Linked DNA regions of Homo sapiens: region 2 is linked to region 1. The links are chromatin loops, found by intact Hi-C in ENCODE. Cell type or tissue: PC-3. All regions are shown on one strand. Each heading gives the region's core, and the rest is flanking DNA. Links, peaks and the distances in the headings are about the cores only.

Region 1 (15,521 bases), core at 4,957-9,956:
TACCTATTCTATTCCATTATTCTGGGGAGTCCTGTGCCAGTACCACATTGTTTTAATTATTAACATTCCATAATATATTTGATATCCAATAGGGCTGATTTTCCCTCATTATAATTCTTTTTAAAAATAATCCCAGCTATTATCTTTGCATATTTTCCACATGACCTTTAGATTCAGTTTTTCTAGTTTAAAACGGAAGAAAAAAAGCTTTGTTACATGATTTCATAATGAATTTATAAATTTACAAAGAGGTAAATGACATATTTATGATCTTGAGTTTTCCTTAAAAATAATACGAATGTCTGTTCTTAATGTCAAGAATTCTTGTGCACACCCTTCTAGAAGGTTTTTGTGGGTTTTTTTTCTTGGAGATATTGTATATTTTTGTTAATGTTTGATTATAATATTCCCAATTTATTATCTTTTATGTTGCTTTTGTAAATGAAGTTTTTCATTCAAAATACTAACAGGCTTTCATTTCAATATAAAAAGTCTAAAGATTTTGCATATTCACTGTATATTTTACTTTCTCACTGAATTATTTTTTTAGATTTTTAGTTGTTTCCCTTAAATTCCAAGTGCAAAAATCACCTGGCCAGGTGCAGTGGCTCACATCTATAATCCCAGCACTTTGGGAGGCTGAGGAGGGTGGATTGCCTGAGGTCAGGAGTTCAAGACCAGCTTGGCCAACATGGTGAAACCTCATCTCTACTAAAAATACCAAAAAAAATTAGCCAGGCGTGGTGGCACGGGTCTGTAATCCCAGCTACTCAGGAGACTGAGGCAGGGGAATTTCTTGAACCTGGGAGGCTGAGGTTGAGGTGAGCCAAGATCATACCACTGCACTCCAGCCCAGGCAACAGAGCAAGATTCCATCTCACAAAAAAAAAAAAAAAAAAAATCACCTGTAAACATGAAACTTTTATAATAGGCTTTCCACTTTGATGCCTGTAATCTCTTCTCATATCTAATTGCTTTGGTTAGTATTTCTAGTAAAACATTAAATAATAGGTAGTAACAGATATCTTGTTTTGTCCTTACTTTCACAGGAACGCCTCTAAGTTTGATGTTGGCTTTTGGACTGAGATGGATGTGTTTTTTCATATTAAGGAAGTACACATCTATTTTTGAATGCTTTTTATCAAGAATGGCTATAAAATTTTTGGCCAAAGCCTTTTTGGCATCCATATAATTATGGGTTTCATCATCAGATCTACTAAAAAAAGTAAATAAATGAGTATCCTAATATTGAAATTTCATTGAATACTTGGAATAAATGTTACTTGGACATGATGTTTTACTCTGCTTTTATGCTGCTAGATTCTGTTTGTAATTCTTTCAATTAGCATTTTTGCACCTATAGTTAACATTGGAGTGAGTATGCAGTTATTTTCTCTGTAATCCTTATCAGTGTTTCTATAAAGCCCTTATCAGTGTTTCTGTAAAGGCCTTATGTACTTCACAAAAGAAATTTGGAAGTACTTCTTCACTCTGTAAATATACTTCTGTAAGAGTAAAGTAGTACTTCCATACCCTGCAACAGTTTAAATAGCATTGGGATCAGCTCCATGTTATGCAAAAGCCAGCTTGTACTGACTCACAACAGCCTATCTGCACATCTCTTCTCATCTTCACTTTAAGTGATGTCACACAGGTAGCTTGAAATAAATTATGACAGAAATATTTATGCTTAGAAATCAGCAAACAGTACAGATCAGGGTTTTTTTTACTCCCTGCTCCAGCCCCCAGACCCGGTTGTTAAACATTTAGCAGAATACTATAAGTATCTACTCTTCTAATGTTTGGTAAAATTTCCTTGTAAAACCACCTGGACTTGGTGTTTTTGTGGGAGAAGTGATAGGTCTTTATGAACTTTATTTTGCCTGTGGAAATCAAACTGTTTCAATCTTCTATCTCTTCTGGGGTCAGCTTTGGGAAATTATATTTTCCTACAAAATTATCCACTTGATGTAGATTTTCAGATATTTGCACAGAATTAAACACAGTTTCTTCTTAGGATTATTTTAGTTTTCTCTTGTTTCTATGGCTTTTTATTTTTTTATTTTGTATATTTGCATTTTCTTTATTTTTCCTTGATTGGGATAGTTAATAATTTAGTTTTTCAAAAAAATTAACTTTTGGTCTATTATACTTTTTGTATTCTATCTTATTAATATTTATTTTTAACTTTAAAACTTCCTCCCTTCCACTTTCCTTTGATTTATGAGGCTGATATTGTTTTTGAGTCAGATGCTTAATATATCTTTTACAATTTTTGCTTATTTTTTCAAGTTAATATATGTACTTCAAGCTATCTATTTTCCTCTAATAATTATCTTAAATCTATCTATACATTCTCATAGGTAATGGTTTCATTAATATACTTCTCTAGCTATTCTACAGTTTAGGCTTATATGTTATCTTTTTTTTGTTTGTTTTTAATCCCCCAGGAATTCTTAACCATATATGTTATCTCTGACTTGAAATGTAAGAGTACTAGAAAATTTCTGGGTAGAGGGCTTTTTTGCAATCTAATTTTGTTATTTCTGGTTTTATTATATTATGATCTCAGTGTTATTGTACTACCTCTATCTACTGAAATTTATTGAAATTTTGTTTGTGATCCAGTCAGTATATTACCGGGGAATACTGTATTTGCCAAAATCAGTCAGAGCAATACTTCTGGTCCCACATGCTCTTCCAGAATTTTGCCACTCCCCATGAACAGGCAGAGTCTATTTGCCCTTCCCTTGAACATGAGCAGCAGGACTTTTGTAACTACCGTAATGAACAGAATATGGCCAAAGTAATGCTGTATGACTTCTGAGGTCATAAAAGATTCTATTATTTCTGCCTGGGTCTTCCTGTCTCTTGGGACTCTCACCCTTAGAACTCTGCTACTAGGCTATGAAAAGCCCAAATGAGCCAACAAAAGGAAACCACATGGAGAGGCCCACATGCAGGGAAAGGGGGGCCCTTAGCCAACAGCCAGCATCAACAACCAAACATGAACATATGAATCTTCTGATAATTCTAGCTCCCAGGCTTCAAGTCTTTTATTGAGGCCCCAGGCATTACAGAGATAAGCCATTCCTACTATCCTTTCTTGAAATACCTGACCCACAGAATCTGAATATAATAAGTCATTCTTTCATAGAATTAAATTTGAGGGTAATTTGTTACACAGCCGTACTAACTGGAATAACAATGAGTGTTTATGTTGACTTGAAAAGAAGCATATCCTATATTGTTAGGGTACAGAGTTTGATATGTTTTAATCAAATCTACCTTAATAATTTTGCTATTTTTGTCTTTCATATCCTTATTTTTTCCCCACTTAATCTGTCAGTAAATGAGACAGGTGAAGGAGAATCCCCTAAGACTAGTATATTTTTCAATTTCTCCTTTCATAGCCTATGATTTTTCCATCATGAATATTGGCACTTTATTTTGCTATATAGCTATTCGTAATAGTTATTTCTAATATGAATTTCAACCTTCAGTACCAGGCATCTTTCTTTGCCTCATTTACTGTTCTGCTTGAATTCTACCTTGTAAAACACTATAACGACTACAACACCTGCTTTCTTTTTATTCACATTTGTCCATCCTTTTATTTTAACTTTCCTGAGTCAGTTTGTTTCTGTTTCTCTTCCACAACACAGAGCATTAGGTTTTGCCTTATAATTCACTCTGAAAATCTTTAAAATACATGAATTAAGCATATTTATATATTTTACTACAGATATAATGGATCTTAGTTCTGTTATGTTATTAGGGCAAAACTGAGTAATTGTCACAGATGTCTTCTGGCCTACAATCCCTAAAATACTTATTATCTGCTCCTTAACAGAAAAAGTTTGCCTACTCCTGGTCTAAGTCATAATATTGACTGCAAATAATGCTGAATTTACCCCAATCTTTATTGCGCTCTGTGTTGTTGTTGTATATCTCATTGCTTTGGCTAGCACATCCAAGGGAATGTAGAATAGTCCTTCTCTGCTTGTTCTGAGACTTTGATGGAAATTTTTTAAATCCCTCTTTCATATGCAGGTTGCTATAGGTTTCTGGTAGATACACTTTATCAAGTTAGGGAAGTTCCTATCTATTCTGTGTTTACTGAGAGATTTTAGCAGAAATGGTTGTTAAATTTCATAGGTTTCTCCCTCTCTCTCTCTTTTTTTTTTTTTTTTTTTTTTGATACAGGTTCTCACTCTGTCACCTAGTCTGGAGTGCAGTGACACGATCTTGGCTCACTGCAACCTCCGCCTCCTGGGCTCCAGAGAGCCTCATGCCTCAGCCTCCCAAGTAGCTGGGACTACAGGCATGCATCACCATGCCCAGCTATTTTTTGTATTTTTAGTAGAGACAAGGTTTTGCCATATTGGCCAGGCCGATCTCAAACTCCTGAGCTCAAACAATCCACCCTGCTTGGCCTCCGAAAGTGTTGGGGTTACAGGCGTGAGCCACCATGCCTGGCCTCCCTCTCTTTTTATAACTAGTAACATCATCCTTATATATAATCCCATTTTCTTTTTTAATATGCCAATATGACACATTTACTGATAAATTCTAAAAGTAAACTAACCTTTCAATATTGAGATAAACCCTACTTGGTCAGGAAGTACTATTTTTTAAATGCATTACTAAGTCTTATTGTTAATTTCTCATGGAGGATTCCTTTATTCATATTTGAAAAAGAGACTGACCTAGAGTTTCATTTTCATGTTTTCTCACATTGCTTAGGGTCAGTTATGGATTCCTAGTAAGAGAAAAAGAGTAATTTTCCATATTTTTTATTTTCTGGAATAAATTATAAAAGATGAGATGCTACTTCTCTTTGAGGGCTATATGGTTATTTTTAAAGTTTCTTTTATCATCTTATTTTTTTCTCTGTTTAGACTTATATTTCTTCTTGAGACAGCACTGGTAACTATAATTGCCTTAAAATTACTTGTTTTACTTAGATTTTCAGATTTATCAATATGAAGCTCAATAGCTTTGTGGGGTTTTTTTTGTCTCATTATTCCTAATGTTAAATGTCAATCTCTATTTTTTCTTACTTTGATCTGCTAGGCTCACCTTTTTCTTAAATATCTGTTGGTATTGTTGATAAAGTATATTGTACATTGTTTTTATTTTATTAAGTCCTTCCATGTGTCATTAGGTTTGCTTGGTTTTTTAATTAGGATATATGAAAACATAGTTCATATATTTTTATCTTCTATTCCTTGTTTTACAGTTTATGTTTCTAAGGAGGAAAAATCCTTTAATTAGACTTTTGGTATATCCCACAGTTTTTAATATACTACAGTGTTATCACTTCCATTTACTCTTAAAGTATACTGTATACTATTTCCTCATAAACCCAAAACTTCATTTATTTCTAATTCTGTAGTCTATAGTTCTTTTTCTTACCTCTTTTACTTTTTTTTTTTTTTTTGGAAGGAGGGGGAAGGAAGTCTTCCTTTTTTAATATAATTTCTAATTTGACTTAGTTATGGTCAGTTAATTTGAAAGAAGCATGTTACACTTTTCTTTATGAGCCAGTTTGTGGATATGAGCCAATTTGTGACTGTTTCATACAGGTTTTTAAAGAATATCACCTTATTTTCCATGTAACAAAAGGAAGGTATTGTAAAAAGTCCATTCATTTAGCTGTCATTTTCATAGGAGATGTGCTAAAGTCTTCATGATGGTGACTTTGTTAGTTTTTTCTGGTATTTCTAGAAGTTTCTGCTTTATGAATTTCAAAGCCATGTCATTGGGTACATTAAGATTCATGATTGTTTTAGATTCCCATTATATCTTCATAGTTATACAAAATAACCCTCTTTGTCATTTCAGTAATCATCTTGAGTCTTATTTTGTCTAATATTAACATTGCTCTTCCTGGATTTTGTGTTAGCAGGTATCCAGTATTTCTGTCCTTTAATTCCAGTATTTTCAAGTTTTCTATGTCATTTTATTACATGCACCTCTTGAAAAAGTATTTTATTTTACATTTTTTTTTAACCAAATCTGGTAGTGCTCTGTCTTTTAGTCTAGTTCATTCTCATTTATTATGACTTAATACATTTGTACCAACTCTTGCCATCTTATTTTTCTGATCCAATCACTCATACTTACTGCCCTGGCTTAGAGATAGCTCTGTTACTTGATGCCTAAACTAAGGATGGAGAGAAGTATACAGACAATGTGACCCATGTGGCTGTACCCACTGAGGAAGCCCAAATTATTGCCTGCTATGAGGCCCCCAGTAGCTTTCTCTGTGCTTAGAGAACTCCTGAAGCTAGTTCTACATCCATTTATTTATTATTTATTTATTTATTTATTTATTTATTTATTTATGAGACTGTGTCTCACTATGCTGCCCCGGCTGGAATACAATGGCTATTCACAGGCTCAATCACTCAACACTACAGTCTCAAACTCCTGGATTCAAGCAGTCCTCCTACGTCAGGTATATCTGAGCTTGTAGGTATATGCCACCCTGCTGGGTCTTGGTTCTGCATTTTGAAACTCTGTTGCATTTGTTTTGGGCTGTGATCTTGCAGGAAATCTATAGTTTCTGATCAAAAGCAGTACCCTTTCTTTCTTTTCCAGTTAGTTATTCATTTGGGAATTGTTTTTTTTTTTTTCTATAAGGAGAAGGGTAACAGCATTTCTATTATTTCTTCTGCCTTGAAATAGCTTCCTGTCTTAGTCACAGTAAACAGTGTTAAAATAATCTATCAGGAAGCCATTAGGCTGAGATGGTTCCAGCACTTTGGATTCCTACATAAGCAAACCAAAACCCAAGTCAATGTAAGCAGTAAAATGAAACTTAAGCTTAACCAACAAGAAACCACTAACTAACTTCTAACTGGGACTTTCCACTTTAACCAATCAAATAATTTCTTTGTCTTGGCTTCCACAAACACCTTATAAAAAATATTCCCTCACACCCTCTTGGTGGAGCCCTGAACCACGTGCAATCTAGTGCTGCCTGATTCATGAATCACCATCTGCTCAAATAAATTCTTTAAAATTTTAATGCTCCTGGGTTTAACATTTAACAATGGGCTACAAGTTCTAGCCCCTGGTATTGTTCTGGCTTCATCTACCACTCTCCCCCTAGATTACTAACTCCAGCCACACTGACCTCTTGGTTGTGCTTCATGTATGCCAGGAGCACGCTCCCACCTCAGGGCCTTGCACTTGCTCCTTCCTCAGCCTGGACCACTTTTCTCTCAGACATTCTCAGGGTTCCATGCCTCACCTCCCCAGGTCTTTACTCCACCATCATCTTCTCAGTGGTGACTTCTCTGGCTGTCAGATCTTAAATTGCCAACACATACTCTCTCATGCCCTTGATCTGCTGTCGTTTTCATCTTAGTACCGATATACCATGTGGTGGTTTTATTTTTATCTTAGTTATAGATCCTCTCTCTGACTAGAACATAAGCTCTTTGAAGGCAGAAATGTTTGCCCACTTTATGCACAGCTCTATCTCTAATGTTTTGAACAGGGCTTGACACATAGAACATGCTCTATAGATATCTCTTGAATGAATTAATAAACTTCCAGGGATTTGGAAGAAGAAATGGAGGCTATGGAATATGTTAAGTCTGCTATCCTAGTTCCCCTTGTACTTTAGAATCATGCAGACATGCCAACATTCACTGCCCTATCTAACCTGTCTCTGGAGGAGTTTCATTTTCTGATTTGAACATTATATGAAATAAAAGTTCCAGAGAGTTTCCAAGGAGGCAGATTAAAAAAAGGGGGGTGGGGAGAAATTAGACATAACAAGGAAAGCTATCTCTTGAGAAAAGAAATTTGTGTAGGAGGATGGTTGTATGGGTTTCCTTAATCAAAAACAAAAAAGGGACTGCATCTTATCCTCTTTGACTCTCCTTGATTTAGGATAAACTGATGAGGTATAGCAAGATAAATAAAGGAATAAAGAGCTAATCCACAAGGGAGAAGACTGTTTTATTGCTCTCACACAGATGTCTGTCCTAACAACACAGGATATTTTTTTTTCCTTTGGGGGAGGGTGGGAATAGAGTTGGGGAAGCAGCAATTTAAATTGGGACCTCTGGGCAGTCTGTGTTTGGGAATTAGCACTGCATTATTTCCCTGGCTCCCCACCCCCTCTTGTCATTTAGTTGAGAAACATTTGCCCTGGAACAGCACACAGAGTTTGCATTAGCATCCCTGAGGACAGAACTTTGACCCCACAGACTAAGGAAGCTACAAATGGAAAATTCCAAGTTGCTGTACTCTTTTATTTTCATGCTAATGCTTCTGCAGAGAGTATTTAAGGAAACAGATGCACAAGAATAATAAAGAGCTGAGGACTAAGAACTCCTCTGGCAACTGAAGTTATGCTCCGTCCAGCATGATCCTGTATCTCCCTGTGCTTGCACAAGTCCAGGAGGGTCAAGGTGAAACCCTGATTTCATTTTATGAAAAAGCTGAACCAGCACTGACATAGAGAACCCAGGATTACATCCAGTCAGGATTTGAAAATTGTTTAAGTTTCATTTCACTTCCTTCAGGCTACCTCAAAGAGAGATGAGCATGTCCTTCAGTAAAAGGCCTTGGGGAATGGTGATTTCTCTATCTCCCTTGCCAATCCACACCCTAGTTCAAAACAATACTCATCCTTCTGTAAACCAAAAATAAAATTCTAAGCCTCCCTCAACTATCTTAATAGACTCCCTCCTGTTGGCCAGGGCACTCCAAAGTTAACCTGAAAAACTGATTCAGGCTATGATGGAAAGTCGGGGGTGGGTTGGACATGCCTCATTATGCCCTCCTCCCTGTTGGAATTCAGGAAAAGCCAACCAGCATTTAACATCAACATAGACCTTAAGTCTGATAAGAAATATTTACAATCTATTCTCTCTGAAGCCTGCTACCTGTAGGCTTCATCTGCATGATAATGCCTTGGTTTCTACAACCTCTTATATCACCCAGCTGTTCCTTTCTATTGACAACTCTTTCAACCAATTGCCAATCAGAAAAATTTTAAATCTACCTATAACCTGGAAGCTCCCCCCACTTAAAGTTATCTGCCTTTCTGGACCAAACCAATGTATATCTTACATGTATTTGATTGATGTCTCATGTCTTCCTAAAATGTATAAAACCATGCCATACCCAGACCACCTTGGGCACATGTCATTAGGACCTCCTGAGGCTGTGTCACAGGCGCATCCTTAAGTCTTTGCAAAATAAACTTTCTAAATTTATTGTGAGACATGTCTCAGATACCTATGGGTTCATACTTCCTTTGGATCTAACCTAAACAGTGCTTACTATATTTGCAGCACCTGGCTACTTCCCTTGTATTCTGTGCAACAAGAAAAACTTCTCACTTTGTCCTAAGAATAATCTCATCCTCGGTATAAATCCTCATGTGGGAGACATATGAGAGCACTACACTCTGCAAAGCCAGATCATCTTAATGTTTTATCCTAATTTGCAAACAAAACTTAAATTTTACTTCACCCTAGCTATGTCTTGCAAAGGAGAAGCTAACTGGAAATGTAGAATAATCATATCTAATTCTTGCTTTAAATGATCCACCCCCTACTTTCACCTAGATTATGACCAGAAACTAGACAAGAATCCACAACTTGATCTCTTCCTAAATCCTTTCACACTTGGAACTCACGCAGGGAAAGTTCTTTCAACTCAGTTCTCACCTTCATCCAAGGCCACCTCCCAATCTTTCTATCATCACAGATCCCTCCCTTCTCTGCACTCTTCCATCTAGCTTGGCCTCTGCTTTCTCTGCATAGGACCTTGTCTCCAATTAGACTGTAGGATTCCTGAAGGCAGAGCCCACAGCTTCTTTTTCATCTCCTACATGCCCTGGTGCAGGGTTCCACATGTTACGGCTCTCATGAAAACCATGGTTGAGTGACTGATTGAAGAAACAGCAACAGGCCCCTGCAGTGACCTGAAGCATATGGAATTCTGAGCAAGGGAAATGAAAAGCCCAAAAAGCCCAATACCACACCCTTTATAAAGTACACACATCACAACAAATCCAAGGTTATTGGAAAAGTAACAGCCCTCTCCCCAGACCAGCCCCAACCAAAAAATTTCATTAGAATGGATAAAGAAACTGCTGTAAATATTAATGGCTGGAGGAGGAAGCTGGAGGACGGCAGGCCGAGCTGAGCAGGTGTTCACTTCCCTCAATTTCAGTCCGTTTGCAGCCAACAACGTCATCATTTGGCCTTCTTGAGCTCACCGACAGGCCATTTTTCATGATTTTACCATTTCTGGCCAAATGCAAACTTTTTAATTAAATGTGCCACATGATTCCAGATGTTTGTTTATTTGTTCCAAAAAAGGTTGTAAAATCACTACATGAGGAAAAACCTGGGGCAGGGGTAAAGTTTTCTACAAGAGACAGGGAAATAAAAAGAGTCAGAAGAACTGGGACTAGGAAGTTAATACTGGGCCGAGCTCACGGCTGAACAATTTAGACCAAAAGCATTGGCTTCAAATCACTCTCCTTCCAGGAGCCCAAGATTCAGAAATAAAACACCCTGGACATTTATTAGTTCTTAAGAGAATGAAGCTCATCTTTAAGCCAAAGGCTAGAATGAGAACAAATGTTTGTGGCTGCTCTGCCTGCTTTTTGTACGTTTGTTCCTGCTGCCACAGCTCCACTACATTAACTCCACCGGTCTTCCATTTAACAGGCCAGATTAGAGTTCATGCATGAATGGTGGGAGAGAATCCTGTGATGAGGATGAACCGACAGAGGGGCAACAGGCAGAGACCACAGCCTCCCACACACCATGCTGGCTTCCTTATAGCTTTCTGGTCCTCTGTTTCTCTCTACCCTGAAATATAATCAGTATTCGGTCTATTGTGTTTGCAACAGAATGTTTCTCATATTCCTTCCTTTATTTTTTGTACTCCCAGTCAGCCAGCCAGCCACTCCAGGCCTTGATCATCGAATGCTGGATTATTGTAACATTATCCTGGGCCCTGTGTTTTAGTTTCAAAAGCCAACATCAGAAATATTCTGAATAACATGCGGAGGAAAAACACTGACTGTCCAGTTTCTCTGATGCCTGAGCCCTCGTGACCAAACCATCAGCAACCTCATACAACAACTCCATAGTGGCCATAAGGTTCCCTGTGCATGGCCCCCACTCCTGCTCTCCTGGCAGTATCTATCCAGGCCCCAGCTGTCTTCCCCATCTGTTACCAAGTTGTTTTCTAAATTACCTTTGCTAGAAACCTGCTCTTTGGAGGCATCACAGTCTATGGGCACAGAACCTGGTTATCTGGAAATCTAAGGCTTCTAAGACTGAAACAATTTCCTTCCAATCCCATCCCACCATGGCCTCCTTGAATCCAGGCTCTCTCCTTTCCAATTACCCCTGGATACTGCTTGCAGATTAATAATCCTACAGCATGGTTTTAAATAAAATATAAACCCTTCTGTCTGTCCAAGGCCTGCCATAATGTGGACCTATCCTACATAAGGAACCTTATTTCTGACCTTTTCAAAACAGGGTCCCTTTCTCTCATCAGTTCTACCTGTTCTTGTCCTTGTGCTTTATCTTTACCCATTTATCTTTCTGGAATGCCCTTCTTTTGCTCTCCACTTAACATGTTCTTCAAAGCTCAGTGCCAACATCCTCCAAAGAGTCATGCCTGAGTAGTCTCACCTACATTGCACGCTATCTTTTCTAAACGTTGAGAGCATTTGCAGCTTTTACCAACTAATAGAGCTCTTATTTATGTAATATATAATATATTGTTTGGTTGGTATTACTTCATTTTTGGGATCTCCTCAATCAAACCATAAATTCCTAGAAGATAGAGATAATATTCTCTATTTCTGAATTCTCCACAAATCCTAACAATACACTCAGTACACAATAGGTACTAAATGAAGACATGTTGGGGAGATTCTTGAATGACTGTGCTCATAGCAATCTTTGTCTTACTGACCATATCATACTTTTTTCTTTATAAAAAGGGGCAAGAAACAGCCCAGGACTCTAAAACATAAGCACATTTAGAACCTTCCACCCTGTACATTCTAGGCTTCCATTTTGTTAAGATAAAGGGAGCATGTTTTTACTATCATTTTTTATTGGGACTGTCTGTTGGGGGAAGAGTTGTCATTCTGACCTCTCATTTTACAGAAGTAGGGTTTGCTACTATTTGAGGGGCAGGGGAAAACTGAAATCCATTTTTTCCTCCTTGCTTTGCTCTGGGAGAGAAAAACCAGATTCGTAGCCCTTCTCTGTCTACAAGTATACCACAATTCTGCCCAAAGAATAGAAATAAAGCAATCTCAGAGACTGCAAATGAAAAATCATCCTTGGAGGAAAAGGAGAGGAAATGGACCCCTATGGATTTCAAATGTTTAAAGGAGGTTGCTTAAAGTTCCTGGCTAAACTCCATGCCAGTCTTGGTAATAGTCTAACAGATTCATCCATCTTCAATTCCACTTGGCTTGCTCTTCCATCACTGCCACCCTCGCAGACAGCGAGTGCACACATGCACATCTATCTATATATATGCGGAAGTTTTAATCTACACTACCCTCCATTCCAATCCACCCAGCCCGGCTCTGTACAGAGTGAAGCTATTGACCCTGCAAAGTAGCAAGGAGATGAATTTGATGACCCAGACCGGAGTTTTTAAACCATTTCAGCAAGGTCTAGAATCAAAGGAAAGTACAATTTATTCAGCACTTAGTAAAGTCCTTTTACTTTGGAACAGAGTGCACACACTGAAAATAGACTCCTACTGCCACGCAGATAAAATAAACCTGTCAACCACTACTGTCAAATCACTAGTCACCTCGATTAAATAAAGGAAACTTTAGCATCTCTCAGCATCTGAGAATTCCACCAAGATTATAAGCCCATAAAAGCATTATGAAGGAAAGAAAACTAAAGTAATGGGTTCTGTTGAAAATGTCATCAGAGGAAATCATTTTACATAATTAGCAAATGCTAATAATAGTTCTGCACGAGGAACCAACACACTCTTCCCCCACACAGTCAAGGCACAGTGGTGGCAAGAAGTCTAAAAGATACAAGCCAAGGCCATACTCTTATTTGACAGGACCCCTGGACAAAAACATATTCTTGTCTCTAAGGAGGTTTTTTTCTTTTTTCTTTTCTCTCTCTTTCCTTTTGCCACTTTTCAATACATTATCCACAGGAGAAATTTGGATCTGTTGTGCTTCTATGAACTTTCAATGAGTCATTGACAATTTTTTGAGAAATTATTTGATGCTTAGCTCTCTTGAAAGACTAATAAAAATATTCTGGAAGGCAGAAGGCAATATATAAGCAGGCTGTCTCACTCATAGGGCCTGACCTTAGGTGAGACCTATGTGGCAAAGGCTCCAGAACCATCAGGTTGTTCATCCCATCTTTTTGTTAGTTTGCTTGTTTTGTTTGAGACGGACTCTCACTTGGTCGCCCAGGCTGGAGTGCAGTGGCACGATCTCCACTCACTGCAACCTTCGCCTCCTGGGTTCAAGCAATTCTCCTGTCTCTGCCTCCCAAGTAGCTAGGATTACAGGTGCCTGCCACTGCACCCAACTAATTTTTGTATTGTTAGTAGAGATGGGGTTTCATCATGTTGGCCAGGCTGGTCTCGAACTCCTGACCTCAAGTGATCCACCTGCATCAGCCTCCCAAAGTGCTGGGATTACAGGCGTGAGCCACGGCACCTGGCCTCATGTTTATAAATGGTCAGTGATAACCAAGAGGCAGTAGGCAAAAGATTCCTTGATGCTAAGCTATTAAGCTGGCCTAAATAAATGCATCTATTTTCCTGAGTCTTTGCTATTGTTTTCTGTAGATTTTGTTTATAATGATCAGACCTACTTAGCTTTCACATTCCCTGTGGCTGACATGAAAAGATAGTAGAAATCTAAAAATGAAAAACTAAAAGTTGGCTAAAAGAGACATACTGCCTCTGACAGGGCTCAAAACACAATACCCGAAATTGTGGCACCTTGACGTGCTGAGTGCTTTGAAACAAAAGACACTGGAAGGGCCTCAGAAGCAAGGTCTCTCTGGCCTTCTCTTACCTGCTCCCTCATCCCTCTGTCTCTGCCCTGCAGTGAGTTATAGAAACCAGAATTCCTCTTCCCTAAGTGGGGTCATCGAAACTAGAATCCTATCCCTTAAAGCCAGCCATAAAACCTAGAAAATTCACACTCTCTCTTCTCCTTTGAAGACTCTCATTTCAGAGGGTTCTGTCCTATAACCAGGGGAAGGAATGCTACATAGAGAGGCCAAGAAGAATCTGAACAGACAGGCCTTGCTAGGTTTCCCCTCAATCTATTCCCATTAGATCATACCCTTTGTCTAACCATGTTTCTACACAGCTGTCCATTCTTCATCAACATAAGCATAAAACTAGTTTTCCCTTTCATTTCTAAAGGCCCCCCCATCTCAGAAAACTTTGATTAAGTAAATTTCTTATCCTCTTCTCTTGTTAACCTGTCTTTTGTTATGGGCTGTGACCCTTATAATAGATGAGGAAAAGTATCGCATCATTCTGCCCCTGCACCTCCGAATCCTATAAGCCCAAAACAAATTGTGAGCAATAGTTTAGTCATCAAGTAACTTCCTTTTGAGCCCTCCTGAAAGCATTATGCTTGTTGGCATGAAGTTTTTCTGGCCAACATCTCCCCATCCCAAACATTTTTGTCTACATTGCTACCTCTTCACATACAGACATTTAAATTTCCTTTTATTCACTTTCACTTTGGCGATTTAATGAGTTGAAGCAAAACACTCTGTATTTATGTCTTCTGTGGAAACGTATTTTATGATATCTCAGGCTAAAAATGTTTTAAATAATTTAAAAAAACACAGTTTTTCTTTCGGTCTTTTTCTTCTTTTTTGGATGGCATACATTGAGCTGCTTCATGGAGATATACAGAAAAATCAATTGCTAAGCATAAAATGCAACTCACATTTAGGAAACTGCAAATGATAACTAATTATAATAAGTTGCTATATAAATTACTTTGTGACAGTCCCAGCAATCAATTTCAAACACAAATAGACCAAGCCCCTGGTTGGAGAGGAAGATGAGTACCTAACAACTGTGTCAATAAAAATAATGGCAAGATTGCCAACAATAGTCAAAGTAGAAAGGTTATCATCTCTAAGCAAGTTTCACAGCAAATTTCCTCTTCATTTTTTTTCTTTTTGCTTTCTTTCTTTTACACATTTCAAGTTCAATGTTTAATATGGCAAGCTAACTATGGCATATCTTCAAGACTATAGTATAAGCATCAGGAAATAAATAATTCAGGGACATTCACTAGGCTTGCAATTATCTTGCAAAATGTGCGTGCAGACAAGTTGAAATGAGATCCTCCACATGATAGCTATTGGCAAGGCAGGGTTATGGTAGATGTGCTGGATTATCTGTTTTACCATTACCACCATCTGCTTTCTTCTAAGGTTTTCTCTGTAGCTTCGAGGGAGAACTGAAAACTACATCGGAGAATC
Region 2 (15,521 bases), core at 6,788-11,787, 86 kb before region 1:
GTTCTCTTTTTGTCATCAACAGCCCTACAGCTCAGGGCTCTGTGGAGATCTATGGCAAGACAGAGCCAGTAAAGGAGCACCACACCAGCAGCACCCCCAGGCCCACACCCACGACATTTCAGAAAGTTCAGCTTTCACTTTTATACACACTGGAACTAAAATACAGGGAAAGAAGTCAAGGGAAAGTTTGGAGATAATCAGCCAGGACTCAAGTTTTACAAAGGGAAATTAAGCACCAGTACACTTGCTATATTTAGGATCTGTATTAGTCCATTTTCACACTGCTGATAAAGACATACCTGAGACTGGACAATTTACAAAATAAAGAGGTTTATTGGACTTACAGTTTCACGTGGCTGGGGAGGCCTCACAATCATGGCAGAAGGTGAAAGGCATGTCTCACATGGCAGCAGACAAGAGAAGGGAGCTTGTACAGGGAAATTCCCGTTTTTTAAAGCCATAAAATCTTGTGAAACTTATTCGCTATCATGTGAACAGCACGGGAGACCACCCCCATTATTCAATTACCTCCCACCAGGTTCCTCCCACAACATGTGGGAATTCAAGTTGAGAATTAGGTGGGGACACAACCAAACCATATCAGGATCTATCATCTCTTTATCATCCACAGCACCACCACCATCACCAATGACAACGAATCCAGCATAGGTCTAAGTTATCATCCACTGGGATAATAACAACAGGCAGCACTGATTATACTCTTATTATTGGTTATTATGAGGATGTTACATTTATAACTGCCCTAGAGCAAGGCACCATTATTGTCACTTTTAAAAATGAGAAAACTGAGCTACATACAGGAGACTAGTGACTTTCTCAAGCCCCAGAATTTGCAAGTAGTAGAGAAGTGATTTGAACTTATGCAGTCTAACTCTGAAGTCTGTGCTTTTAACACTGTCGTCACCCAGGGAAGCAGGCTGATGTGAGGAGAGAACTGAGCTGTAGGAGGGCTCACACAAACTGTGCAGTCAGCAAAGTTGCTTTTCAACAGCAAAAAGCTCCTAGTTATGGGCCCGTTCGCATCCATGCTCCTCTCTGCATCAGCCCGCCTCAAACACGTAAATTCACTCCCCAAGCACCTAGTTATTATCTTGCTTGTTCTCTACTTAAAGCATTCAGAAAATATTTAGATCTTTTTTTTCCACCCAGATGTAAATAACTGATAATAGGTTAATCTGCTTCTTCCTCCCAGGGAGAGACATATTTTTCACCAGAAACCAAAGCCTTGAACTGTAGAGATAAAGCTCCACTTGTAAAATTTCAATGTCAGCATAGAATAAGGATTATGAATTCTTGAAATCATCAGAGTCTTCCTAGTGTCCCTGAAGTCTATTAGGTGGTTTTTAATTCATTAGGAAAAAACTATCCAGATGGAGAAATGGATATAATCTCTACTCCAGATACTATTCAATGGAAAAAATACTCAGAAAGCTTTGGCCTTGAATTTGTGGAGGCAGAGGAGGGGGTTGTGGGACAATTAGGAGGTTGAAATCACTCACTGACCCTATCTGAAACTCTATATTCTATACTGCCACCCTTGGACCACCCTTGGGTTAACATTTCCTCTGAACATTCTAGCTCCCTTAGGTTATTTATTTACTTACATTTGATATTTTCTTTTACAGAGCAGAGAAAATGGAAGGAAAACAATATTCCTATCCCTAAAAACACTCACTGTGGTTCCCTAGGAGGAAACAGTAGAGCTCCAGGAGACAAAAATCCAGCTCTCAATTCCCTCCTGCCTGCCTGGAGAAATCACTCAGCACCCGTAATGAGAGGATGCAGTGGCTAATTTTGTACCATAAATCACAAGGTTAATACTATGACTAAAAAGTGATACCATCAGCTCCTTTCCTTCAAGGCTGTTAGATCTTAGTCAATTACTTATGAACAAAGATTTAAAGACTTCAGAAGCCCCTCTGCCAACAAAAGATGCTTTTACTGTTAGCTTTCTTTCCCCTTGAAAAGATTCTTGAACTCCTCTGGAAGGGGCTCCAGTGTGTTCTCAGCATTTATAGGAAGAGGTTTGCAAGGGAGCAGCAATTAACAATGCCAGGCTAATAAAAATCCTGGAGCCTCAGTATCTTCTGAATGATACTGCCGACACTCCTAAGGTAGCCTAATACGAGAGGAGAAAACACACAGAGATGGGGGAAAATATACCTTGTTTCCGACATATTTCTCAAGCTGTTTAAATATGAAACAAAATCCTACCAGGCTACAAGTTTCCAGCTGTTATGATATCATAAGATAAATTTACAGCTAGAGAAACAGCATGTTTGCTTTTATAAAGTATGGAAATATAAATGTTCCAAGTGTTAAAACTGTCCAAACAAATTAATTCAAGTAAAAATAGTTGTCTCGGATCTGGTTCTCTCACATTTGCTTTCTTTTTATAGAGCTCACCAGCACACTTCTCTCAACGCAGAGAGGAGAGGAAGTGCAATTCCATCTCGGCAGGCGCCTTTTCTGCATTTGGAAACCCAAGGAGCCCTACAGCAGGGAAGCTGGGTGGCCCCTGCCCAGGCCCCCATGGCTGATCTATTAATTAAAATCTTAATTTAGCCTCTTTGCAACAGAAGAAAGACACTGTGAAAGGGGACTGAGGCTAAAAATCTTACGATGTGCTCCCATTTGGGGATGTTCATTGTAGCTACAATGAAAAAAGAGTTTCTTTCCTCAGTGACTTTGAAAAGAATAGAGTGGTGATTAACAGCAATTTTTTTTTTAATGAAACGCAACCCGTCATCCCTGTCATCTTCTGGCCATCCTCGCTTGTACGCGCCTCCCTGACAAGAGGAATAATAATCATCATACATCACTGCTCTCCACGTCCAATCACCTAAATCTTCCCTCGCTGCAGCCTCTGAGACTCAATTACTTTATTGACATGCAATCTTCATAAGGGGAGAAATATTGTGCATGTAAGGTCACTTGGTTATGAAGACATATTATCATATTATCTGCATGAGGGTTGCAGGGCTAAGACCTGACAGAGCTAATTATAATGGTACATGATAGAAAGCTCAGTACACATTATTCGCATGGCTGCACTAAAGGTGAGCTAAGTCCATGACATCATGAGTTTTTGAGAAAATAATGCAACATTGGCTTGGCGGCTGTAACTTTTTTTTTTTTGTTAATTCTCCAACATTTTTACTTTGGGGTTTTTCATGCATGATGAAATAACTAGTTAAGGGATTCCTCCTATCTTGAAAAAGGCAGTGGCATGCCAGTGTGGGGAATGTGTGTGTGTGTGTGTTTGTGTGTGTGTGTGTGTATAATTGGCAGGGTTATTTCCTCATCTAACAGCAAGGTTTCAGTCCACTTCTCAGCAACTGAAATGACAATGACTCAAAGGAGAAAGGCAAATGGATACAAATTGGTCAACATGATAACAGAGTAAAACTTCTTTACCTCACCCTCAATTAACCCCTTCTCAAATCCTTCCCCTTTCTTTCTCTTGCTTTGCCTGGCAGAGCCTTAAGTTGCTGGGATTTAGCAGTCCTGAATATGGTTTCTTTGTTCAGATATACAGTTATTTGAGCTTTTGCCAGCAGCCACGTGCTAGAAGTTCCATGCCTTGCTAAGATGCACAGCTAGTGAGTCATTCTCTTTTTTGCATCCTCAGCCGGTTTACCCTCCTCATTCACCCCCACTGTATCTCATAGGGAGAGGCCAAGATGCTGAGCTCCAGTGGCAATCTCACAAGAAAGGAGTATCCAAGAAAAAAGTCTAGGCCAAGTCTCTGTGTTTTCTGGTCTTGGCACAGTTAATGTGGGGCCTGGAAGGAAAACTGGATCGATGGATCTATGATGGGTCTATAGCTCATGAAGTTAAATGATGAAATTAACTTCATCATGAAGTTAAAAGATGAAATTAACTTCATCATGAAGTTAAAGCCATGTCAATCTCCACAGATGGGCCTGAGCCAGCATCAAGGATGAAGGTCTGGACACCTAGTCTACTTAACAGGGGTTTATGAGCTTTCAAAAACAAGTAAAGGAACCATTCAAAATATCACTACAATCCAAGACAGGCTGGCTCCTCCTAGATATGCTCTCTCTCTCTCAATGAAGAACTAATTCAATAAAGTAGAAGAAAGCACTAAAGACTTCTAAACTCCAGAAACTGATTTAGTCTTGTAGCATGAGTGTTTTGGCTCAGCCACAAGAAGTAGTGAGCATAATAAGAAATTAAGGTTGTCCAAAGCCTGGCAGAGACACAACAAAAAAAAAGAGAATTTTAGACCAATATCCCTGATGAACATTGATGCAAAAATCCTCAATAAAATACTGGCAAACCGAATCCAGGAGCACATCAAAAAGCGTATCCACCATGATCAACTGGGCTTCATCCCTGGGATGCAAGGCTGGTTCAACATATGCAAATCAATAGACATAATCCAGCATATAAACAGAACCAAAGACAAACACCACATGATTATCTCAATAGATGCAGAAAAGGCCTTTGACAAAATTCAACAGTCCTTCATACTAAAAACTCTCAATAAATTAGGTATTGATGGGACTTATCTCAAAATAATAAGAGCTATTTATGACAAACCCACAGCCAATATCATACTGAATGGGCAAAAACTGGAAGCATTCCCTTTGAAAACGGGCACAAGACAGGGATGCCCTCTCTCACCACTCCTATTCAACATAGTGTTGGAGGTTCTGGCCAGGGCAATCAGGCAGGAGAAGGAAATAAAGGGCATTCAATTAGGAAAAGAGGAAGTCTAATTGTCCCTGTTTGCAGATGACATCATTGTATATCTAGAAAACCCCATCGTCTCAGCCCAAAATCTCATTAAGCTGATAAGCAACTTCAGCAAAGTCTCAAGATACAAAATCAATGTGCAAAAATCACAAGCATTCTTATACACCAATAACAGACAAACAGAGAGCCAAATCATGAGTGAACTCCCATTCACAATTGCTTCAAAGAGAATAAAATACCTAGGAATCCAACTTACAAGGGATGTGAAGGACCTCTTCAAGGAGAACTACAAACCACTGCTCAATGAAATAAAAGAGGATACAAACAAATGGAAGAATATTCCATGCTCATGGATAGGAAGAATAAAATTGTGAAAATGGCCATACTGCCCAAGGTAATTTATAAATTCAATGCCATCCCCATCAAGCTACCAATGACTTTCTTCACAGAATTGGAAAAAACTACTTTAAAGTTCATATGGAACCAAAAAAGAGTCCGCATCGCCAAGTCAATCCTAAGCCAAAAGAACAAAGCAGGAGGCATCAGGCTACCTGACTTCAAACTATACTACAAGGCTACAGTAACCAAAACAGCATGGTACTGGTACCAAAACAGAGACACAGACCAATGGAACAGAACACAGCCCTCAGAAATAATACCACACATCTACAACTCTCTGATCTTTGACAAACCTGACAAAAAACAAGAAATGGGGAAAGGATTCCCTATTTAACAAATGGTCCTGGGAAAACTGGCTAGCCATATGTAGAAAGCTGAAACTAGATCCCTTCCTTACACCTTATGCAAAAATTAATTCAAGATGGATTAAAGACTTAAATGTTAGACCTAAAACCATAAAAACCCTAGAAGAAAACCCAGGTAATACCATTCAGGACATAGGTATGGCCAAGGACTTCATGTCTAAAACACCAAAAGCAATGGCAACAAAAGCCAAAATTGACAAATGGGATCTAATTAAACTCAAGAGCTTCTGCACAGCAAAACAAACTACCATCAGAGTGAACAGGCAACCTACAGAATGGGAGAAAATTTTTGCAATCTACTCATCTGACAAAGGGCTAATATCCAGAATCTACAATGAACTCCAACAAATTTACAAGAAAAAAACAAACAACTCCATCAAAAAGTGGGTGAAGGATATGAACAGACACTTCTCAAAAGAAGACATTTATGCAGCCAACAGACACATGAAAAAATGCTCATCATCACTGGCCATCAGAGAAATGCAAATCAAAACCACAATGAGATATCATCTCACACCAGTTAGAATAGCGATCATTAAAAAGTCAGGAAACAACAGGTGCTGGAGAGGATGTGGAGAAATAGGAACACTTTAAACTGTTGATGGGACTGAAAACTAGTTCAACCATTGTGGAAGTCAGTGTGGTGATTCTGCAGGGATCTAGAACTAGAAATACCATTTGACCCAGCCATCCCATTACTGGCTATATACCCAAAGGAATATAAATCATGCTGCTATAAAGACACATGCACACGTATGTTTATTTGCGGCACTACTCACAATAGCAAAGACTTGGAACCAACCCAAATGTCCAACAATGATAGACTGGATTAAGAAAACGTGGCACATATACACCATGGAATACTATGCAGCCATAAAAATGATGAGTTCATGTCCTTTGTAGGGACATGGATGAAGCTGGAAACCATCATTCTCAGCAAAATATCACAAGGACAAAAAACCAAACACTGCATGTTCTCACTCATAGGTGGGAACTGAACAATGAGAACACTTGGACACAGGAAGGGGAACATCACACACCAGCGCCCGTTGTGGGGTGGAGGGAGGGGGAAGGGATAGCATTAGGAGATACACCTAATGTAAATGACAAGTTAATGGGTGCAGCACACCAACATGACACATGTATACATATGTAACAAACTTGAACATTGTGCACATGTACCCTAGAACTTAAAGTATAATAAAAAATATATATGAAAAATAAATAAATAAATAAAATAATAATTATTATTAGTAAGTTATAGCTTTTGCATGCCAAGTACTGCCTACAAATAACCTTTCTTCCTTATAATCCTTCAAGGTAGATTTTATCTCCATTTTAAAAGTTAAGAAATTGAGACGCAGAGGTTAAGCAACTTGGCCAAGTCCACACAATCAATAAATGACTGAGTTGGGATTTGAACTTGAGTCTGTCTCATGACAATGGTTAAAAAAGAAAAAAAAAGAAAAAAAATTAAGGTTGTCTAAATTCTCTCTTATTTAATACTCTAGGAACTCAAACATCTGAACTCCTTATACTAATGGCTCAAAAATAATGGTGACATTGGTAATAAAGCCACAAACAGATCTAGACCTTTTTTTCTGAGTTGGAAATTAAAGTGTACATAATGTGATATTGACATTAAGTAAATTTGATGGCGATCTGTTATAGTGGAAATGGTAACTCTTTAGACACCAAAATTTTGGATTGGCTATTTTGGATTGTTGAGTTCACTGCATTGCATCTCCACGTTCCAGCATCTCAAATACAACAACTGAGATGCAATGCAATGGGGAGGTTCACAAAATGTCCATTTCTAAAAGCTGAGATGCTAATGGGGAGAAAAGTGTATGGTCAATAGAAAGAGAGATGGGTTAAGGTTTAGAAGATTAAAACTCTACTCCTGACTCAACCACCCATCATAAACTTGCTGGCGCTTTTTAGTCAAGGCACAATCTCTCTGTACAGGTTGGAGAAATAACTTGGGAAAGACAGTAAGGTGCCGTGAAAAGACTACTGTTTTGCCTAATCAACAAACTGGGTTGAAAATCTCTCTACATCACTTACTGGCTTTATGATCCTGAGCACATTCTTTGCCTTCTGAGCTGCAATTGCCATTTTATTAAATGGGTAATGATATCACCCACTTTGAAGGATTAGCATATGAATTAAATAAGAAATGAAAGTGAAGATATTTTTGCAAACAAAATACACTTGATGAATGGCAGTTATTGTTACTGTTGTGGTCCTACCTGTTTTTGTTTTTGTTTTTGTTTTTTGAGATGGAGTCTTGCTCTGTGGCCCAGGCTGGAGTGCAGTGGCACGATCTTGGCTCACTGCAAGCTCAGCCTCCCAGGTTCACGCAATTCTCCTGCCTCAGCCTCCCAAGTAGCTGGGACTACAGGTGCCTGCCACCACGCCTGACTAATTTTTTTGTTTTTTTTGTATTTTTAGTAGAGACAGGGTTTCACCATATTTGTCAGGATGGTCTCAATCTCCTGACCTCGTGGTCCTACCTGTTTTAAACTGTTACGCAGGTCAATCATGTAAGTAAACATCAACTGTAAAGGGAAAATCCCAGTACTAAGTAAGGTGTGATTGTTATTCATGAGGGTCACTAGATCAGACTCTCAAATATGAGCACTTAGATCCTTAATGTCAAAAATCACTTTTATCAGACAATTGTTCAATATCCACAGCCATTGATATTGTCTTAGAAAACAGAAAGGAAAGTTTTGATGGCAGAAAGTGATGGAATGGAAGGGTAAGTCCCTTAAGACCAGAACACAACTCCATATAGAAGGTGAACCAGAACTTGGGATCACAAAGGAGCCCCTCTGGCCCTCTAGGAATCAGAGCATACTCTGTGATATTTTCCCTCGCAGCCTAGAAGTCAGGAGACCCCCAGGTCTAGTAACCATGGACACCTCCCCTCACCCCTTGGGGCCTCATATTCTGTATCTGAGAAGGTGATTCCTAGTCATTGGTTTTCTATAACAAACACCTCCTCGGTTGATTAGGGTCCACCGTTTAACAAAAATAGACACATGGGCAATGGGAAAACTCATTCTAGCTGAGTTAGGGCATCAGATTTTGATCGAAGTCAAAAGGGGACTAGAATTTATTACCAAACAGCAGCAATAGCAGCAGCTAAGTTTGAAACAGTGCCATTCCCTTTATAACAAAATTTATTAATTTTTAATTATTTTATTTCAAACTCTTGTGAAATCTGAAAAATCACTCAATTAATCAATAATCACATGAATGACTTCATACAACCCAGCCAACAACCTTATGAAAGGGTATGATTGCTATGCCCATTTTGTCAGAGAAGAAATCAAGGCTATGGTAAGTTAAATGAATTTATGTCTAGGTCAAACAACTAATAAGCAGCTTTATTTTATTTTATTTTATTACTATTTTTGAGACAGAGTCTCACTCTGTTGCCTAGGCTGGAGTGTAGAGGCACAATCATGGCTCACTGCAGCCTCGATCTCCTGGGCTGAAGCGATCCTCCCACCTCAGCCTCACAAGTAGCTGGGACTGAGGTGTGCACCATCACACTCGGCTAATTTTTACATTTTTTGTAGAGGCAGGGTTTTGCCATGTTACTCAGTCTGGCTTCAAACTCCTGGACTCAAGCGATCTGCCTGCGTCAGCCTCCCAAAGTGCTGGGATTACAGGCATGTGCCACTACGCCTGGCCTCAATTTTGTTTTTTAAATACACTCATCTTCGTGGAGTTTTTTGTCCTTGCTATAAAAGAGGACATTCACGTCTTTTGCATCTTGACCATTATTAGATAAAATAGGATATAACTTTCTCAAAGGGTTTTGTTGGTTTGCCCACTTGTGGGCAGGATTGAGTTGTACAGTTAGCTTCTTCAGTTCATTGCAGAGATTCAGGAATGCAAGTTCTTTTTTCATGAGGAAGTAAATTGCTATAAATCCATTGGAAAGAACAAAGACTTCAGATGGAGAGGGGAGATTCAAAGGCAAAGTTGGCTGTATGTGTAGGGGTAGATGCCCCAGGGGTATTACTGAGACCCAAGCAAACAACAGCAAACCTTTCACTTCTATTCTTCCAAAATAGTTATTTCCATCAAAGGCTGTAGGCCTTCAAAACAGCTCTATTAATAAAATGCAGTTATCCATGAGGAAGAGCTTCCCCTTAAGAATTAATACTTTCTTATCAAGATTTCTTTGACAACTGACCCTAGAATGAGACATGAAATAGGGGCCTGAGTAGAAAGAGGCTTAGCTTTTTATGTCTTATGATTAGACAGACTGAGGAGAGCATGGCGGGGCTGGGTTTCTGTCTTTGTAATGTGGATGATTTAGCCTCAAATTCAAGATCTGTAAAGTGTGAATAAAATAATTTGATGAGAGTGAGAGTGAAGTAGATAGACTAGCTGGCTGAAGACCAATGCTCCCACTGAGAAAAACTAAAAATGCTGAGCTAAATATGTGTAGAAAATCTTACGTCAGGGCCTCAGTGAGTTACTAAGGCAGTGACGACCTGAGAGGATAAGATCTTGGGGAGAGTGAGCGTGTGGAGACCTGAGTCCCACATTCAGTGCTACTGTCTCTCATGAAGCAATTTTCAATTCTCAACCTGCAATGAAGAGGCTGAGTAGCTGAACCAAACTTCACAGTCTTATAAGTCTTGGTGGACAAAATTAGACTGAAGATATGCCAAGGAGAAGGGGTCCAGGTAGACATCCCAGACTTTCAGCGAGGACCCTGAAAAACTACATCACAGGTGGAAGGGCAACTGGAAATAGATCTGTCCTCACCAAGTCTGCAGCCCAGTTTCCCATGGAATAAATCCCTAACTGGACTAAGGCAATCTTCCCCCACCAGACCTTCCTCCCAGAAACAAAATATGTCTTCTCTGAAGGAATATAACATTATTCAGAGCCTCAAGTTTTTTCCTATAATTTTTGTACTCAGTGTCAAGTATGAAATATCATGTGGCATACGAAGAGACAAAACCAAATGCCCAAAGATCCAAACCATCAATCAATAAGAGATAACAAGCTACAAAAGAAATGGATATTGGAGTTATTAGCCACGGACTGGAACATATCAATCACATATATTCTAAAGATGCAAAACAGCAAATGAAGGAATTTAGAAAAGAAATGACAACTATACAACAGAGTCAAATAAAAATTCAAGGCCGAAACATACGATAGCTTAAACTAATAATTTAATTGGTATATTTAACAAATGAGACATAATTGAGACTATTAGAAAAAGGGCGGCTGTGTCACAAGGAAGCTATATTAAATGTTAGTTAAGATGTCACTATATTAATTGTTAAATAGTCTATATATCACCATTAAAAGGAAGGTTTTCATAATGGATTTCAAAGTAATATACTGCTTACAAGAAACATATTTTAAATAAAAGCCTTCAGAGAATTTGAGAGTAGAGAAGTGAAAAGAAACTACACAAAGCAAATACTAGCCATAAGAGAAAGTGTATGTTTACAAATACCAAATAAACTAAACTTTAAGACAAGGACCATAACTAAAAATAAAGGGAAAATATTTCATAATGACAAAAGAGGTGGTTGTTCAGGAAGATGTAGAAATTCTAAATGTATAAGTTCAAAAACACATGAAACAAAAATCAACAGAACTATAGGGGACAAAAAGGAGAATTTCACAATCATAGTGGGAGGTTTTAGCATACTTCTCTCAGTAAGTAAAAGAAGCAGATAACAAAAAGGAATTAAATAAAAGATTTGAAAAATATAATTAACAATCTTCAAACTTGATCATACGCACATGTATATACACACACGCAAATGAAGAATACTGCACGTGAGGACTAAAGACATTGCACAACAGAGAACATTCACCCAAATTAAACATATTCCAGGCTATAAAGCAAGTATCAGGAAATTTGAAAAGGCAGAAATTGTGCCAAGTATATTCTCTGACCGGAATGAAATTACCTGTAAATTATTAACAAAAGATAACTAAGAAACACTTAAGTGCTGGGAAATTAAGCTACATACTTCTAAATATCTCAACAGTCAAAAAAATCAGCATAGAAATTAGAAAAGATCTTGAATTGAATGACTATGAAAGTATGTCATAAAAAAATGTAGGATACAGCTAAAGCCACGCTTAGAGACATATATATCAATAAATGCATATATTAGAAAAGAAGAAAGCCTAACATCAGTGATCTAATTATTCATCCTAAGAAATTAAGGAACAGAAAATAAAACCAACAAACTGGAATGAAGGAAACAGTAAAAACAGAAAATAAATGAAATTAATAAATGTACATTAAAACAGCCAACAAAGCCAAAACTTTTTTAAGACTTATAAAATTATAATTTCTGGGATGGGGGTAGGAATGAGACTGCTCAAGAGTAAAATAGAAAAGGTACCAAATTACAATATCAGAAAAGAAATGGGGAGTATCAATATAGTACCTGAAAAATAGATAAAAGGATACTAGGAACAATTTTATGCAAATAAATTTGACATTTAAATCAATTTTTAAAAATCTTTTAAAAATACAACAAAACAGGTATAATAAAGAATAGAATAGTCATATATCTTAAAGAAATTAAATCTGTAATTAAATGCCTTACCACAAAGAAAACTCCAGGCCTAGACAGTTTAGCCATGAATTTTTCCAAATACATAAGAAAGAAATAACACCAATATTAAATGAACTCTTCCAAAGAATAGAAAAAACAAGAAAATTCCTCAACTTCTTTTATGAGGGTAGTAAAATTTTATACTGACATTTAATAAGAGCATTACCAGAAAGAAAAATTCTAGGACAATCTTTGTCATAAACACAGATTCAAAATCCATAAACAAAATATTAACAGTTCAATTTTGTGTTCATATATGTGGCAATGTGTATTCACATAACACAATAAAGTTGGGTAAGTTTCAGGACTGCAAGTTGCTTTAATGTTTAAAAGACTGGGAGAAAATATTTCCAAACAATAGATAAAAGACTGTTATCGAAAATATACAAAACACTTAAAACTCAATAATAACCAAATGAACAACCCAATTTTAAAAATGGATAAAAGACCTGAACAGACACTTTATCAAAGAAGATATACAGGTGGAAAATAAGTAAGGAATGCTCAATAACTGCTGGTGGGAATGCAAAATGGTACAGCCATTATGGAAAATAATCTGGCAGTTTCTTACAAGAGATACTCTTTCCATACCATCCAGCAACCACACTCCCTGGTATTCACCCAATGAATTGAAAACTTACATCCACACAAAAACCTGCACACAGATGTTTACGGCAGATTTATAAACAATTGTCAAAATTGAAGTAGGTGAATGGATAAATATATTGTGGTACATCCAGACAATGAATGTTATTCAGCACTAAAAGGAAACATGCTATCAAGTGATAACATGACATGGAGGAAACTTAAATGCATATTACCAACTGAAAAAAAGCTAATTTGAAAAGGATACATGCTGTATGATTCCATTTATATTACATTATGGAAAAGGAAAAACTATGGAGACAATAAAAAGATCAGTGGTTACCAGGGAATAGTTAGGAGGGAGGGATAGAATAGGTGAAGCAAAAAAGATTTTCAGGGCAGTGAAACTATTCTGTATGATGCTCTAATAGTGGAAACATGTAATTTCATATCTATGAAAACCCATAGAATATACACCACTAAGAGTGAACCCTGATGTCAACCATGGACTTTGGGTGATAATAATGTGTTAATGTAGATTAATCAATTGTAACAAATGTACCACTTTGGTGTGAGATGCTGATCGTGTGAAAGGCTGTCCAAGTGTCAAGGCAGGGAGTATCTGGGAAGTTACTCTATTTTCTGTCCAAATTTGCTTTGAACCTGAAACTTCTTCCTAAAATAAAGTCTATTTTAAAAAATGATCAATGTAATTCATCACATTAATATAATAAAGGAGAAAAGCAAATGATCACCTCTACAGAGGCACAAAATATTTAATATTTGACAAAATTCAATACCCATTGATGTTGAAAACTCATAACAAAAGAAAAGATGCCTTTTCTAATTGATAAAGGATAATGATAACAGTTCTATAGCACTCATTAGACATAATAAAATTAAAAGCTGAGATTGAAAATGAGACAAGGGTATCTTTCAAGACCATTTATGTTCAATATTGTACTAGAGGTCATGGCCAATTCTATAAGATAAGAAATGAAATAAAAGGAATAGGTATAAAGAAAAAAATTATTACAGGGAGATTTGTGTACAGAAAACCAAAAACTCTAGAAACTCTTAGAATAAATAAGTGAATTTAGCAAGGTTTCTGGCTTCAAAATAAACATATGAGAATTATTTCAATCTTTATATACTAGCATCAAAAAATAAGTAAATCATATTACCATACTATTTTGAAAAATCATATACATATAAATATAATGAAATATGTACAAGACTGCCACACACATGCATGCATACACACACACACACACACACACAAGAAAAACTAAAAATTATTATTGAGTTAACTAAAGAAGACCTAAATAAGTGGAAGAACATTCCCATGGTCATGAATTAGAAGATGTCACATTGCAAACATATCAATCCTTCACAAATTGGCCTATAAATTCAAAATAATCCCAATCAAAATATCATCTTTTTTCATTGTTGTTGTTATTATTAGGACACATATGATTCTAAAACTTGTATGGAGATTCAAAGAGCCAAGGATAGCCAATATGGTTTTGATACATGACTAGATATTAGACATTATTATAAAACTGTAGTCATTGACAGATAAGGGCATTGACCCAGAAGAGACAAGAATACTAATGGGACAGAATAGAGAGTCCAAGACAACTTCACATATATGAAGACAATTGATTTATGAAAAAAGCAGTGAGGAATGTCAGGTCTTTTCAGATATCCTTATGAAAAAATAATTACTGACCCCCTTACTACACACCATATAAAAATGTTAGGTGTACTGTAGTTCTAAATGTGAATGTAAAATACAACACTTCTAAAGGATAACACAGGATAATACCGTCATGACCTTTGAGTAGACAAATGTTGCTTAGACAGGACTTCAAAAATACTAACCATAAGGAAAAAGACTAATACATTGAACTCCAATATTTTGGAATACTGTTTAACATTGAACAACAACAACAAAAATCCCCAAATATACATACTTCACTCTTCCATTTATAGAAAATTTAAAAGTAATCAAAACTAATCCATAGAATATGATGTCTGAATGTTGGCTACCTTTATGGAGGAAGAAGTAGTGCCTAGGGTGCGATATGAGAGAGTTTGTGGGGGGCAGGGGCCATTGCCAGTATTTTTTTTTTTGTCTGGGTGGTGACAGCTCATGATAATTCATAAAGTTGTATACTATGATTTGTGCATATTGTATAGATACGTCATAGTTCACTTTAAAAGTTTATTTTAAAATAAGTTGGCAATTGCCAAGTGAATACAAAGGCTGTAGCACAATATAAGAACTCTTTCCATTTTCTTTGGAAGATTAAGGAGCACTTGAAAGACATGCTAATAAAACAGATATAAAAGAGAAATTTCAGCATATTGCCTTGTGCTGATCAGAAAGAATGATCTAGAGAGGAATCAGTTTAAAAATATATATCAACAGGTGTGACCCAGGCTGTGACTGAAACAGACCAAATTGTATCCAGGCAGACCAAATTGTTGATGCAATCTGTAATTTCCCACCTAATCCCACCAAGCCAGAGTAAAATATGATATGTTACCAAAATTAACCTGCATAAGGGAGTCAGGAAAGTTAAATTCACAGAGTAGAATTGTCCAGCTCATTAGTGAGTGAAACATTTCCGGCCTAGGAGATGCACTATGCCTCGTCCATCATAGATAGTGCTTATACATCCATAACAGTTAAAAGATAGAAATGCAAGAATGGGCAGTGCAGACACACCTATACAACATACAAGCACACACAGGCACACGCACATTTCCTTAATCATTCACTAACTACAAACCAACAGGG

What was found. Hi-C counts contacts between places; a loop is a spot of excess contacts. Peaks named below come from ENCODE experiments on the same cell type or tissue, not always from the same donor. Only the 100,000 strongest peaks of a DNase experiment are listed, where the experiment ranks them.
Region 2: it touches region 1 in a loop (4-fold over the local background); 10 of 110 quality-filtered maps call a loop at or near these places.

The regions. Positions count from the first base shown.
Region 1 is chr10:76,329,194-76,344,714 of GRCh38, reverse strand. All of the region lies in intron 6 of LRMDA (leucine rich melanocyte differentiation associated), which reads right to left. Among named protein-coding and RNA genes, the nearest start is that of KCNMA1-AS1, 550 kb to the left of the region's middle. RefSeq lists a silencer at 8,190-8,484. In PC-3, for the core only: a CTCF peak has its summit at 6,959; a DNase peak (open chromatin) is centred at 6,854; H3K27ac peaks cover 1,096 bases.
Region 2 is chr10:76,416,804-76,432,324 of GRCh38, reverse strand. All of the region lies in intron 6 of LRMDA (leucine rich melanocyte differentiation associated), which reads right to left. Among named protein-coding and RNA genes, the nearest start is that of KCNMA1-AS1, 460 kb to the left of the region's middle. In PC-3, for the core only: a CTCF peak has its summit at 9,371; no DNase peak of the experiment used is centred there.